Regions from separate parts of the Homo sapiens genome. Here region 1 is linked to region 2. A link is a loop called in an ENCODE intact Hi-C map of the cell type or tissue named here. Cell type or tissue: CD4-positive, alpha-beta T cell. All regions are shown on one strand. Each heading gives the region's core, and the rest is flanking DNA. Links, peaks and the distances in the headings are about the cores only. Region 1 has its middle 6.6 kb from the start of TEX13D. Region 2 overlaps TENM1 (teneurin transmembrane protein 1).

Evidence for each region. A loop is a pair of places that touch in the nucleus more often than their neighbours do. Peaks named below come from ENCODE experiments on the same cell type or tissue, not always from the same donor. Only the 100,000 strongest peaks of a DNase experiment are listed, where the experiment ranks them.
Region 1: a loop joins it to region 2, with 4 times the contacts of the local background. A loop is called at or near these places in 1 of 110 quality-filtered maps.

What each region holds. Positions count from the first base shown.
Region 1 is chrX:124,337,751-124,340,675 of GRCh38, forward strand. No RefSeq gene overlaps it. Among named protein-coding and RNA genes, the nearest start is that of TEX13D, 6.6 kb to the left of the region's middle. In CD4-positive, alpha-beta T cell, for the core only: no CTCF peak of the experiment used is centred there; a DNase peak (open chromatin) is centred at 1,541.
Region 2 is chrX:124,735,605-124,738,529 of GRCh38, forward strand. It overlaps TENM1 (teneurin transmembrane protein 1), which reads right to left. Exons shown (of 35, transcript NM_001163278.2): 7 at 1,353-1,593. Among named protein-coding and RNA genes, the nearest start is that of SH2D1A, 390 kb to the left of the region's middle. In CD4-positive, alpha-beta T cell, for the core only: no CTCF peak of the experiment used is centred there; DNase peaks (open chromatin) are centred at 1,157 and 1,497; H3K4me3 peaks cover 1,147 bases.

The sequences.
Region 1 (2,925 bases), core at 90-2,589, 400 kb before region 2:
AAATGGACTCTGTTGTTAATTGGCATGCTTTTAGGCCTTTATAAAAACAGACTCACCCTGTGTATAGCTTTTATATATTTTAATATGATTACACAGTCTTTCAGGGGCAACCTTTTTCAAAACAATATGAATCATTGAGGCTGTCAGATCACTACTCTCTTCCAGGCTGCATACATGCAAGAAAAGGCAGCAGGTTTCTGTGGCATAAACCTGGGCTTTGGAGACAGAGAAAACGAGTTCAACTACTTGATCTATTATTCAGTAGCTGTGTGACCCCAAAGAATTTACTGAATGTCTCTGAGCCCCACAAGTATTAGTTCCCTTTCTCTATCTTCAGGGTTCTGCTCTGGATCCTGTGGTCATGAGTGTATGAGATTATTAATCATAGTAAGAGCTACCATTAGAGTGCTTACTATGTGTTAGGTACTCTAAGGACATTGTCCCTTTTGATGACTGTAAGGTATTATAGGTACCCATATTAATAGTTTTCAAAGTGGGTACTATTGCCCCCAATTTACAGGTGTGGTAATACCCAAATTTGGGACTTAGTGAAGCCTGGCTTCAAAATGAAATTTTACTAGTTCCAATGTCTGTACTCTCCATCATATCACACCACCTAAGGTTTTACCCTTACTGAGGGATACATGTGCATTTTAACAGGGATCATAATACCTAAACCCAAAGAAATGACTGTGATGGAGGGAATTTGAGGTATAGTGGCAGTCTGGTGGTTGTGGAGCTGCTCTTTTAGAATATCTCAAATTTTGCCTGGGTGTGGTAGCTCAAGCCTATAATCCCAGCACTTTGGGAGGCCAAGGTGGGCAGATCACCTGAGGTCAGGAGTTCGAGACCAGCCTGACCAATATGGTGAAACCCCGTCTCTACTAAAAATAGAAAAATTAGCCGGGTGTAGTGGCATGTGCCTTTAGTCCCAGCTACTCAGGAGGCTGAGAGAGGAGAATTGCTGGAACCCGGGAGCTGGAGGTTGCAGTGAGCTGAGATCATGCTACCGCACTCTGGCCTGGGTAACAGAGCAAGACTCAGTCTCATAAAAAAAAAAAATTCCAAATTTTGGGATATGTGATCGATAACCCAGGCTGCCACTGAGTAGGGCCATTTATTGTCTTAGTCACCAAGACTGCAAAATAAGGGCAATGATTTAGGCAGTGGGCATGACTTGTGCTGATTCAGCAGACTGGACTTACGAAAAGTTTATATCTGAGTTTAGTATTAAGATAGGACACATCTTGACTGCTTACCTAAAGTCTGTCTGAATTATTCAGTTTTTGTTTTAAGTGAATAAGGTGGCAGCTGTATAAGTCCAATATACAGTATATATATATATATATTTTTTTTTTTTTCCAGTGAGGAAGGAGGGGAAAATTAGATTTTGAAAACTTCAGGCTCATGTTGCCAAACGGGGATGTTTTTTACATTATGGTGCTAAATCTACAACAGAATGGCAAAGAAACACATAACTTCCTTATCACATGCTTTGTAAAGACTCAACACGGAATGGTAGCGGCTGCTTCTTATGTGGTACAGGTGCTGCACAACACTCTTCAGTGGTTTCTTCACTTCTAGCATGTGATAGAGTCAGTGCATCCACTGGCACTAAAACTCACATACACTTAATGATACTCAACAGCCCTAGCCTGTGACCTTATGAGGTTGCTGTTGAACAGATTTTTCTCATTCTCTATACTGTTTATTCTTTGGTGTTTAAGAAAAGGGTTCAGAAATAGTGAAATAGACATAGTAAGTGTTGCTGCACTGGGTATTAATAATCCCAGGAGACCTAGCACAATTTTTTGAGCACAACTCCCTATTTGGTTCACTGTTGGAGGCACTCTCTTCAATGGACTTAAGAATTACTCTACTAGGTCAGATCCTGGTCCGTCTAGGCTAACTTCTCTGGGGCATAAAGCAATTGTGGAAAAGCACCATATCATCCTGAGTGATAATTTTAAAGGTAAGCAATGCCACTAGAAATCTCTAGCTTATTTTATTACTTTACACATCAAGTAAACAGCATTCATTCAAGGCAGGATTGTTATAAGCTGGGCAATATGCTTCACTCTGTGGAAGTGATCGTTATTACCCTCAGTGACCTTGTATTCTATTAGAAGAAATAAGGTAAATATGCACCAAACAGTTCGCAGTCTTTTCATCAATTGTTCCATCATATTTTTTTGCTTGTAGATGCCAGCTTTTAAAATATTCTGTATGCATGTCAAATGACATCAATTAATAAAAGATTGCTTGTTCATTTAAAATTAAGGAAACCTATATAACTATAAAGTTCTCTCATACAAATTCTTACCAAATATAATTCTAACCTAAAAGCAGCCACTTGCCATTTTTCATTTAGGATTTTGGTGAGGATTCAATGAATTCCATTATTATTATTATTACTATTATTATTATTATTATTACATGCAGCCTAATCCCAGCAAATGGACCATTTTACTAGGCTCTTTGTAAAATTGACAATACCTCAAAATCAATATTACCTTCTTAAAATTCTATGAACCTTGGGAACACAATTTCAGGAACAACCTCTGTAGAAAGCTAGTAGTTTTAATACATGTTAAATGCCAGTGAGTGCTAAAGGATTTTAGAGAAGTGCAGTATATACCATTTTGGGTTCCAAAGCTTCCATGATAGCCAGATGGTTCCGAATTGTGTCTGCAGTCTACAAAAAGGTTGCTAGGAAAATTGGCTTTGTTTTACTTCAAAATAATATGTGGTATTACAGCTTCACTTGAGACATTTTCCAGCACTTTGTTGCTTGTGTCTATATCTGCTATTTTAGATTTTACTCTTTATTCTGCACTACATTATAAAAATAATTTAACACAAGGCAGAAACCTACGATTACTTTTGTGGTAGGCAGCATTAAACCATACCCCAGTGTTTATAAAA
Region 2 (2,925 bases), core at 135-2,634:
AAATCATTATATCAAAAAGACACCTGCATGCATGTGTTTATCACAGCACAATACACAAGAGCAAAATCATGGAATCAACCTAAGTGTCCATCAATGAATAATTGGATGAAGAAAATGTGGTATATATACACCATAGAGTACCACAGAGCCTTAAAAAAAAATCATGTTTTTTGCAGCAACATGGATAGAGCTGTAGGCCATTATTCAAAGTAAGCTAACTCAGTAACAGAAAATCAAATACCACATGTTCTCACTTATAACTGGGAGTTAAACAATGGCTATTCATGGACATAAAAATGGAAATGATAGACCCTTGGGACTCCAAAAAAGGGAGGATGGGCGGGGAGTGAGGGTTAGAAAATTACCTATTGGGTACAATGTTCACCCTTTAGGTGAGGGTACACTAGAAGCCCAAACCTCACCACTGCACAATATATCCATGTAACAAACATGCACATGTATCCCCGAATCTATAAAAATAAAACAAAAATAAAAGCTTCCATTGTAGAACTAAATAAGGCACACAAAAAAACAAGGGGAAGTCCTTGAATTTCAAAGAAAATAGAATCTATGTTTTATTAGTTAGTGTTTTTCTATGTCAATATAAAGTTGTAATGTTTGATTTAAGAAAGTGACTAGAAATGATGAATAATTTCTTTATTAATTGTATCTGGTGCTAAAATCTATCATGATCAAGGGACCTAGAACTGCAAAGAGTAGAACTTTTATCATGACAAAGCTCTGAGGAGTCAATCTAGAAATCTAAACATGTGAAGAAAAACAGAGGCAAACTTTTTTGCTCAAAAGACCAAAAGCTTCACCCTAAAGGCAGAATTTAGTTTTTAAACTTACACATATACTTCCATTACATGAGGCTGATCCTTTTTTTTTTTAATGTTTGAAGGCAACTTATTTTTTCAAAGAATCTTACAATAAATAAAATAGAAATGATCACTCCTCCTCCAGTTGTGTTTGGGTTTTCTTGTAATACTGCAGTTTTTTAAAACAAGGGACAATTGCCTTTCACTTTGAGGCTGCAGTGACAGCTTAGATAATTGCTTTGTTTTATGTTTTTGTGGATATGTGACAGCAGGGTGTTTATGTATCTGCGGCTTCATCTTTTCACGTGTATCTGCTTTGGTCTGTGGCTGTGGCTGGATCTAGATGTTTGTGTCTGTTTGCACATCTGCGCCTGTGAAGGAGTCTTCCTTTTTGCCCATGCATCTGGGTGTGTATCGGTTTGTGCATTTGTGTGTCTCTGCAGATGTGTGTGATGAAATGAGTTTCTGCAATCAGTAGAACCATCCTCTGCCAATACTTAAGTTTAGTGGGATCAATAATAGCTCAAGTACCTGGTCTCCAATGGTATGTTGCTGTTCAGGACCCAGCTGTTATGCAGATGGACTGAATCCTGCGTGCTGGTTGGGGGAGCTGGAGCAGCTGGGCTGGGCTGGCTGCGGGTAGTCATTGATCTCCTCTGAAGAGAGTCCGCTGCAGGGGGTGGCTTCCTGGCACAGGTGCAGGCATGAGGAGGCGGAGGTGGCGGTGGGAGGGGTCTGAAGGTGAACTGGTTGTGTGGGCTGCTCTGCACATCTAAAGAGGAGAGAAGAGAAACATAAAATAGAGACTTACTCTCCCACTTGGCAGTCAGGGAAACCAGCATGACAGACTTACCAGGATTTCAGATAATAAAACCTGTGGGGTGAGGGAGGTTGTTTTAAGTTCAGTCTATCTGTAAAAATGCCACTTAACTTACAAAAGCACGTGCAGCATGCTTATGAAATGTAAAACATTCACAGTTGCATTTACATGTAAATTCTTTAGGGCTATAGCAGCTAAAAAGTAAATGAGGCCGCCTCACACCATTTGTCATAGTTTCTGCTACTGAACAAATAAATCATCAACAAGACACCAAGTTACAGAACAGAAGTGAGCTGATTTCCATCAGTTGCAAAATTCTCACTTCAGAAAATGCTAGTAAAAGGCACAAATTTGTTGCAAGGAAAATCATTCGGCACTTCAAATAAAAATATAAGGCCACCTTCTGGCTTACCTCAGGAAAGGATGTGAGCTTGCCTATACGGGAGCAAATCCATATTTTAGAAAAACAGCTCACGAGTGTGTCGCTTGGCTGTGTGAAACTAATCTCTTTGTCAGCCCCCCAACTAGAGTGCTACTTGTAAAAGGTAGGCTAAAAGAAGTTTGTTCAAGTTGTTATACATATTTCCATGGTCATGCAAAGCACAGTCTGCAACTTTTTTCCTTTGCCACACCTTTCTAGGAGCTCTGCCATGTTAGCGGCAGCTTAGGCAGCAAGGAAACAGATTTTTTTTCTGCTCGTTTGCAGAGGGGCAGCCTGGGACAGCGGTCCTCAGGCTTCTATTGTTGCTATTGCTTGGTATTTTTCCATTGTTTTCCTGGCAGGCACACGTAAAGACAGTGAGTTAGAATTTGGCCCATGAGAAATACCTCAATTAAACCCCTTTAAAAAGAAATCACTATTGTAGCTGATAGCCACCTCTCTTCCACAGGAGAAACATAATAGATGTCAAGTGATTTCTTGTAACACCAGCACGTTCTGGATAAACTTTGTGGACAGCATGGCCTTGTCCCACCTCCCAAATGACTGAGAGTTGAAAAGCAGAAAAACGCCAGAGGCTTTCGATGCCTAGCAAAGGACTCAGCTGGTTTGTGCTGAGGCCCACTTTGCAGTGGCTGATCACAGAAAAAAAAAAAATCACTTCTTTCAATCTTTTTACTTCAAACTTGAATTTTAAAGACATTGGCATGGTTTTTTATTTTTAAAAACGATATTAGCCTCCCAAGAGCATGACAAATTCTTGGCTGTATTTTCTAGCACAGGTGGCTCTCCCTTTAAATAAACTCACTATATGAAAATCTGAATTGTACAAAAGATAGATAGAG